Regions from separate parts of the Homo sapiens genome. Here all the other regions are linked to region 2. The links are chromatin contacts, found by Hi-C or POLR2A ChIA-PET in ENCODE. All regions are on one chromosome and are shown on one strand. Each heading gives the region's core, a stretch centred on a gene start or an enhancer-like site at or near the end of the contact. The rest is flanking DNA. Distances are from core to core; before and after follow the strand shown. Region 1 overlaps TSPAN14 (tetraspanin 14). Region 2 holds the start of CCSER2 (coiled-coil serine rich protein 2). Region 3 holds the start of ZCCHC24 (zinc finger CCHC-type containing 24).

The links. A loop is a pair of places that touch in the nucleus more often than their neighbours do. ChIA-PET counts read pairs that join two places held with the same protein, here RNA polymerase II (POLR2A). Pooled maps may share reads with other maps.
Region 1: a pooled map shows a loop between it and region 2 (6-fold over the local background). The contact joins the enhancer-like site here to the promoter of CCSER2 in region 2. A Hi-C loop is called at or near these places in 7 of 50 pooled maps. POLR2A ChIA-PET finds 5 or more read pairs at or near these places in 2 of 52 experiments (SK-N-SH and T-cell).
Region 3: a loop to region 2 is called in a map of CD8-positive, alpha-beta T cell, with 11 times the contacts of the local background. The contact joins the promoter of ZCCHC24 here to the promoter of CCSER2 in region 2. A Hi-C loop is called at or near these places in 2 of 168 maps with a recorded cell type or tissue (CD8-positive, alpha-beta T cell and naive thymus-derived CD4-positive, alpha-beta T cell), 1 of 37 single-sample maps with no recorded cell type and 9 of 50 pooled maps.

Annotation. Positions count from the first base shown.
Region 1 is chr10:80,471,057-80,473,756 of GRCh38, reverse strand. All of the region lies in intron 1 of TSPAN14 (tetraspanin 14), which reads right to left. Among named protein-coding and RNA genes, the nearest start is that of TSPAN14, 18 kb to the right of the region's middle. RefSeq lists enhancers at 583-632, 1,265-1,494, 2,195-2,264, 2,275-2,514. Within about 2 kb of position 1,361, at least 15 of the 41 ENCODE cell types and tissues checked have a DNase peak (open chromatin) inside an H3K27ac peak, as active enhancers do.
Region 2 is chr10:84,327,294-84,329,993 of GRCh38, reverse strand. CCSER2 (coiled-coil serine rich protein 2) reads right to left here and starts at 1,405. Exons shown (of 10, transcript NM_001284240.2): 1 at 1,186-1,405. RefSeq lists an enhancer at 512-861 and a silencer at 912-1,641.
Region 3 is chr10:79,444,349-79,447,048 of GRCh38, reverse strand. It overlaps ZCCHC24 (zinc finger CCHC-type containing 24), which reads left to right and starts at 1,425. Exons shown (of 4, transcript NM_153367.4): 1 at 1,425-1,854. The coding sequence starts at 1,609. LOC105378383 (a long non-coding RNA gene) reads right to left here and starts at 808. Exons shown (of 4, transcript XR_946104.4): 1 at 1-808. RefSeq lists silencers at 993-1,502, 1,513-1,572.

The sequences.
Region 1 (2,700 bases), core at 112-2,611, 3.9 Mb after region 2:
CGTGGCATGTGAACCTGTGGTTTCCAACAAAAAAGAAAAAAAAAAACTTTAATTTAAAAAAAAAAAAAAAACCCATCATGGTGGCAGCAACCGCTCACTGGAGTGAAGAAGTTTGACTCTTTACTGTGGGAAGTCACTACACAGCTGCACAACGTCAGGGGGGCTGGATCCCCTCCTTTATCACAGGGTGACAAACACTGCCCTGGCACAGTGTGGGGAAGGTGGGCCCCCAGCTTCCAAGGCCATCAAGCCCCTGACCGCCAGCCCTGGATGGCCTCCACATGCAGGTGCAGGAGAGGCTGGGCCCCAGCTCTGAGCTCCACCAGGCTCTCCAAAGGGTCTGAGGGTCTCAGTGCCTGGCATCCTGTAAAAACCCTGATCTTAGTGACTGAAACACTGTGAATTTCCACCACCAAAAACTCACAACCCAAAACCTGCCAAGTTTCAGGACACCGAGGGGCCTCCTCATTAACCTGGTGAGAGGAGGCCTCTGTCTACCTCAGTGCTGTCATCAGGAAAGCAGCAGAGTGGGTGGATTTGAGTCAGGGGAGTCCTCAGTGGGAGAAGCACTGGGCCTGGAATGGAGGTCACCTAGTCCAGTGACTTCCAAGCTTACTATTTTTATTATTTTTTAAGCTACAGGAGGCTTTGTTCAAAGAAACTCTGACCCAGAAACCCAACATGGAAGCAGGCAGAGCAGGACACTTTTATCTTCAGGTGGCTGGGGGAAAGGAAGGCTTCACAAGGTGCACACTAAAAACCATGGGCCTACTGTGACTGACGCCATGCTCCACAGGACAGCAGAACGGCTCAGGAGCTGCCTCCAGAATCATATGGCAACTAGTTCAACAGAACTGTGATAGACTTGGAAATGCATGTTTTGAAGAGCTGTCATTCACAGCAGCTTGAAAAAGCCCCCACTGGCCAAATCTGGAACAATCTGAGCGGCAAAATAAACAATAATAACAACGGATTTTAACTCATTGAATAAAATAAGAATTCATGAGCCCATTCTAATACACACACAGAGATAAATAAACAGGAAAGAAGGAAAAGTTATGTGTAGCACAATGATACATAGCTACAGCAGTTCTGTATAGTTAAATGATAAATGTAGAAGGAATTATGGAATTAAATCATCGCATTCAACACCCATGACAGAAACAACCGACTGTGCCAAGAATCTGCAATGGGTCCTAAAACCAGTCATGAGTTTGATGTGAAATAGCATACTGTATTTGCATAATCTCAAAGTATCTCCCCACAGGACACTTACAAAGAACAAAATAGTAACTTAGAGGGGAGAAACCCAGCAGACATCACCATAAGCAAGCGATCATTGTCAATATCACCGGTAATGACTCAGACCCACATCATGTGCCTCCCAAGGGGATGCACCTAGAACTCACCATTTCCGCAGTATTCCTTACAAAACTGCAAAACTTGCAGCTAACCATGAGGAAACAACAAACAAACTTAAATTAAGGGAGATACTACAAAATAACTGGCTTCAAGTAACTGAAACATAGAGTTTGTGGTCCTTCTTGGAGGAACAAAAAAAAAGCAAACAAAACATTCAGGCCTTGGGCCCCATTGGAGATTTTCACTTTTACGTTTTTGAGACAGGGCCTCACTCTGTGACCCAGGCTGGAGTGCAGTGGCACCGTCACAGCTCACTGCAGCCTTGACCTCCTGGGCTCAAGTGATCCTCCTACCTCAGTGCACACCTGCAGTCCCAGCTACATAGGGAGATGGGGTCTCCCTATGTTGCCCAGGCTGGTCTCAAACTCCTGCTTAAGCCATCCTACTGCCTCGGGCTCCCAAAGTGCTAGGATCACAGGCATGAGCCACCACGCCCAGCACCCATGAGAGATTTTCAGAATGATTCATCAGGCAGCTCATTCAACTGCACCAGCAGCCTCAGGGCAACACCTGCCCACCTAGGTGAGGCAGGGCCTGGTCACCCACACCTGCCACTCACCCCACACCTGCTACCCACCCCACCCCCACTTCTCAAATGGCTAGGCAAAAGGAGGCCTGGCACCTTGACTTCCAAGTTGATGTCCCAACCTACTTCCCTCTGCCATTGAAGGTGAAGCTGCCCACTCAAGGGAGGATGCTAGGCCAAAGCAGGCATAGTGCACGTGTCCTATACCCATACCCTGATCATCATGACAGGCCTGTTTCTGAAAATCTAAGTCTACATGAAATGTCTATACACAGAATCCTTTTATATGCCCCTGGTAAGAGCACATCAGAGCCTCTTCCTCAGCTAGTTGCAAACAAACGTGGAGAGTCTGGGCCCAGTCTACACTAGTATTCCCAATGTGAACAAGAACCCAGGGAGTCCAAGGTGCTGTGCCTCCAGACCTCAGGAGGACTGGGCTGGGCCCTGTGGCCTCCCTAGATCAGCAAGGTTGAAGCAAACCACCCAGCAATCCATCAGTGCACAGGCTCGCCTGCCAAGCCCATGGGGTGAAAAGACTTTTGCTGTGGGAGACAAACACCTAAAGACTTGTTTCTACATGTTCAGGGCACTGCTGCATGTAAGACACCGAGAATGAGGCCGTGGAGACAAACACCAACTCAGAGTGGGACCTGTGCCTGACTCAGGGAACTCAGAACATGACTCCCTTCACTAAGTGCAGTCAAGTAGGTGCTGGAGGGCAGAGAGAAGGAGGTGGTGGTGGTGGCAAGCTG
Region 2 (2,700 bases), core at 156-2,655:
CTTATGCTGAAGTACGACAGTATGAATTATGGCTAAAGGGTTCAACAAAGTGTGCATTTTTAACCTGAAGATTATTTGAAGCCAATGTTGTTTAGAACACAAACGAAAACAAAAAATAACAGTAACAAGCTTTCATAAATTAAGAGAAACAGTAATAAAGTCCAAGAGGAAGAAGACTGATTTCAGGCAAACACTCAGGAATATTTACATTTTTATCACATATGGATGACGGATAAGACATGTTTTGAACCCATCTTTTGCAGGAGAGCATCTTAAGTTCCTTTTGGTTAAAGAGCAGCTGCCATCTCTAAAGTCTCTAGTCTAAAAGATGATGCTTTAAAAAAAACAACTGGCCAAATGAATAGGTTCCGTCATATTTTAATGCTCAGGAGAAAAGGAATGCTTTTCATATGGCTATTTTAAAAAGCTTAAAGCTCAATTTCTCTCTTACAGGAGTGAGCTACCAACACTCTAATCTGAGACCAGAGTCCCTGCGTCAGTCATTTCCACTCCGCTAAGGCCTTGTCTGGGAGCAGCCAGCCTCATTGGTCGGGGAGCCCACACAGATGAATATGCAATTACTGAAATGGAAACAAGCTTCGCCACCAAGGACCACCACAAAGGAGTCCCTTCATTCCTCCTTTTACTTTATCAAGAAAGTAGGTGCATTATTTAAAAATGTATGAAAATACATGTCTAAAGACAAGAGAGAAGATCTGAACCTACGGCAACGGTGTGCCCCACCAAAGTTTCACCTCAGGATGTGTTTTAGGGTGTGTCTTTCATTTAGCCCAGTAATTGAAAGAAAAAAAAAATCGAACTCATTCGGGGAGCCCCGGTACTTTCCCTATCCACCCTCACACGCAACCAGGCTCCGAAATCAGAGTGCCTCAGCCTCGCCCTGATTTCTCCTGAAAGGCGGCGGCGCCCGCGGCCCGAGGCCCCGCGCTGTCACAGCCGCAGGGAGGGCGCCCTCCGGCCTCCCGGGTCCGCGCCCGCCCCGCGTCCGGCGGCTCGCGAGGGGCTAGAGAGGCTCACCCTGGAGGCCGGGTACGGGAGGGCGACACCGCCTCAGCCCGGGAGTTCGGGCCTCCGCCCCGCCCCGGACTGCGTGCCTGGTCTTGGGCTGCCCCCGGCGCCCGCCGCGACCCCGGCCCCGGCTCTGGCCCTGAGCCCGGATCTCACCGTGCGGAGGTCGCGCTGCCTCCTCGGCCGCGGCCCAGCTGCAGGCCGCCCTGCGACCTGCGGGCCCGAGGACGGAAGGTGAGACGAAGGGCCGCCCGTCACATCCCCGCCAGCCCCGCCGCCCGAGCCGCAGCAACCAGCATCGCGTCCGCGGCCTGAGGGAGCGCCGGACTCCAAAGCCGCCGCGCCCCCTCCCTCGGCCGGCGCCCGCCCGGACTCCGCCCTCCAGGGCCGGCGCACCGCGCACGCGCAGTCCCGCCCCGCCGCGGGCCCGTGCGCAGGCGCGAGCCTCACGGGGCTACGGGGACCGCCCCCACCGCCTGATCCGGCCTCAGCCCACCTCTGGCCCCGCCCCGCCCTCACGCCAGGCTTTCCCAAGCTCCGCCTCCGCTTCGGGCCCCGCCCCCTCCACTGACCTTGCCTGGCCGCCTCCTGACTCAGGTTTTTGCTGGGCCCACGCAGTGACGCCAGTCTTGCGGCTGACCTCACCTCTAGCCGTCCCCTGGACTACATTTGCTGCTTGAGTGCGGTCAAACCTGACAGCTCCTCCTCCTGGATGTGAAAAGTGAGGAGTGGTCTGAGCATTGGGCATGACTGAACCACGCACCTGCCTACCGCATCAAAACACAGGATCTTGCTAAAGCTGAGGGGAAGGGGCACCCCAAGTGCTGATCTGGTTTTCCCTTTTTTTTTTTTTTTTTGAAACAGAGTCTCGCCCTGTCACCCAGGTTGGAGTTCGGTGGCGCTATCACAGCTCACTTGCAGCCTCCTGGGCTTAAGCGATCCTCTCGCCTCAGGCGTGTATCACCAAGCCTCCGAAATAATTACAACTAAGACCACACTAGTCAAAGTAAACTATCACAAGTTGACCCAAATACCCGGCTAATTTTTATTTTTTCTTTTTAGAGTTGGGGGAAGTGGTCTTACAGGCTAGTCTCAAACTCCTGGGCTCAAGCAATCCTCCCACCTTGGCCTCCCAAAGTGTTGGGATTACAGGCGTGAGCCACAGCTCCTGGCCAATGTGGTTTCTTTGCCAGAAACCAGGTCTTTCTTCCCTTTGGGGCTTCCATCCCCCAGAGGCCATCTCTTCCCCTCTTGTTTTTCCTCGACGCGGCCAGTCCTGCTGCTGAGAGTCCTCAGCCTGGAAGGCTTCCGGGCCTGGCCGGCTGTTTAAAGCTCTGGAGTTGCCCTTACCTGGTTGTAGACTTGCAGTTCTCTGAAATCCTCGTCGGCCCCAACAGCTCGGTTGTAATAACATTTCAGGAGAACTGCTTGAAAAATATCCAGTTCTTTCCTGTCTCCAGATCAATGATACTCAAATGGAAAAAGCAGACGGAATGCCTGATTTGTATAACCACACTTCATTTAATAATACACTTTCATATTTAGAAAATAATGTCTTTTAAATATCAATCCCTAAGATATTTAATGTATTGGACAATAATGTGTGCTTAAAATATTGACAAAGACTAGGTCTAAATGCTGTGCAATCTCTCTTTGGATTAAGTGAGATTA
Region 3 (2,700 bases), core at 176-2,675, 4.9 Mb after region 2:
TGGCGGGGAAGAGCTGTCCTTTATGGAATATCTTCCGCTTACCAAACCCAAGCTGGGAAGCACACAAATGTCCCCGGCGGCGGGAGGATGACTGCTCCCATTTTACAGAGGAGAAAACAGGCTTGCTCGCAGAGGTTAGGCGTCATGCAGAGGTCATTCCGCTGGACGGTGGCCAAGCTGGCACTCCAACGCTGGGCGGAATGGCTCCAGAGCCAGACTGAAAGTGGGAGAGGTGACTCGGTCCCAGCCAGGCGGTGAGTTCCTCTGGGCTAGGTCCCCGGTGCTGGCGCAGCAAAGACCACCCGGAGAAAGAGACGGTGAAGGCCCCGGGGCTTCCTGGGGCGTCAGGCGGAGGCGGAGGCGGGGGCGGGGCTCCCTCCAGGCAGTCTTGGACTAGCTGAGTTGTCCCAGCGAGATGGGTGACAGCCGCTTTCCCGAGCTCCCCCGGCCCAGGCTGGTGTCCTGGCGACTCGCCAAGGCACCGGGGCGGGCTAGGGCTGGAGCCGGGGTGGAGGAAGAGGGTCGAGAAGCGAGGCGGGCCCAGAGCAGAAATAGGAGAAGGGGGGGGGGAGGGGGCGGGGAGTCTTTCCTGGGGCAGGAACCCGGGCCCCCCTTGGCGCAGCCGGCCCGCAAAGTGATTCTGCAGATGGAAGGAATTAAGTAGGAGGGGGAGGGTCCGATGGTGATAGCGAGAGGAGGGAGTTAGAAGTGTGTGCGTCTGTGTACACGCGTCTGAGAGAGGAGCGGGAGAGACAGGGAGAAACATCAGACCAGACGGAAATAGAAGAAAGGAGACAAGAAGAGTGAGAGAAAGAGAAGGACATACACACACACACACACACACACACACACACGGAGGGCGCCACATACAAGGACGACGGACACAGGAGACTAGTACTAGTCTAAGAGAGAGAGAAAGAAGGAGTATGAGAAAGGAGGGAAAATAGGAAAGGAAAAGTGAGTGAAAAACAATTGCAGAGGATTTGGAAAGAACGAGACAAGAGCGCTGACGACAGAGGGAGACGAAATTGATTAGGCCGGGGCTGCACTGAGCTCCCGGCAGCTCGGGGAGCTGGGTTGGCCGGGCTGGGACGAGGTGGGGCTTGGGCGGGGCCTCGCATGGGCGGGCCCGCGCCGTGCTGCATATGCAGATGAGCCTCACTCCCCTCTCTCCCCACCCCTGACGGTTCATATTCAACGAGACAGCCAATGCAGGGCGAGGACAGTGCCAGGCGGGGCAGGGAGTGGGCGGCGGGGCATCGTGGACCCCACCCCCGGAGCCGCCGCTGGAGGGGTCAGCCGCGAGGCAGATAGCGGATCGCCGGGCGGGGCGGGACGCAGTGGGCGGGGCGGAGGGGCGGGGCCAAAAGTTTCCTGCCCAACTTTCGCTGCCTCCTTCCACCGCCTGCGCGCGCCGGGGCCGCAGTCGGGGGGAGGCGGCGGCAGCGGCAGCGGCTGCGGGCAGCGCGCGGGGCGCAGGGCGCGGGGCGATCACCGTCGGGGCTCGGGAGGCGGGCAGTGGGCACAGGCTCCCCGGTGCCCGCCCCTCCGCTGCGGAGGGGGGCCGCGAGCGGGCGGCCGGGGAGGGGCCGGCACCGCCGCCACAAAATGAGCCTGCTGTCGGCCATCGACACGAGCGCCGCCTCGGTGTACCAGCCCGCCCAGCTGCTCAACTGGGTCTACCTGTCGCTGCAGGACACGCACCAGGCTAGCGCCTTCGATGCCTTCCGGCCCGAGCCGACCGCCGGCGCCGCACCCCCGGAGCTGGCCTTCGGCAAGGGCCGCCCCGAGCAGCTGGGCTCGCCCCTGCACTCCAGCTATCTCAACAGCTTCTTCCAGCTGCAGCGCGGAGAGGTGGGTGCCCCCGCGCGCCCCCGCCCACCGCCCCACCGCCCCACCGCCCCACCGTGGCGGGCCGTTCCCTGTCTGACCCGCTCTTCCTGGCCTGGCGCGGCCCGGCTCCGCATTGCCGGGCCCGGCTTGGCTTGGCTTCGTTCAACTCTGCCAAACTCGCCGCCCGAAGTCCCCGGGGTGCCGGGTGCGCGTCACCTCCCGGCTGAGCCCGGGCTGGAGCAATGCAGGCCGGGGCGGAGCTCTCCCGCCCCCTCTCCCTGCCAGGGCAGCCCTGCTCCAAAGGGGTTGGGGGAGGGAGTTGAGGAGGGGTTGTCTCCGGATTTTCTTCAGACAGCTGGGGTGCGGCCTGGGCGGGGAGCCCCTTCGAAGTGTCCTTCTCACGCCCAACCTTATCCTCGTCCTGGCCACCGCGGGCTGGGACCGAGAGTGCAGATTCTGCTCGGAGCTCCTCTGGAAGGGCCTAAAATCTTTTCTCCGACCTCTGCGGTTCCCGACCCGAAAGGCACCCTGGAGAGCAGTGACTGCCCAGAGGGCTTCTCCTGCTGTTCTCACTCGGGGACCCCAGATACGTCCTCCAGCTGCTCGCCCTCCCCCAGCCACATAGGAAGTGGTTTCTGAGGGCTTGACCCCACAGACTGCGCTGTCCCCAGCCCTCCCAGCCTCGAAGGAAATGAAAGGGAAATCCTCTTGAGCTCTTGGGAGGGGGGCTAGAAAGGGGGGGGGAGAGGTTCCAGCTGCCCAGCGCCTTCTGCAGAAACCTGGGCCGGCTGTGTTGCAAAGTCTGCCTGTTTGGTGGATTCAGTTACAAAGTTGACTGGGCAGCGCCTCTTTGCCAGCAAGATAAAT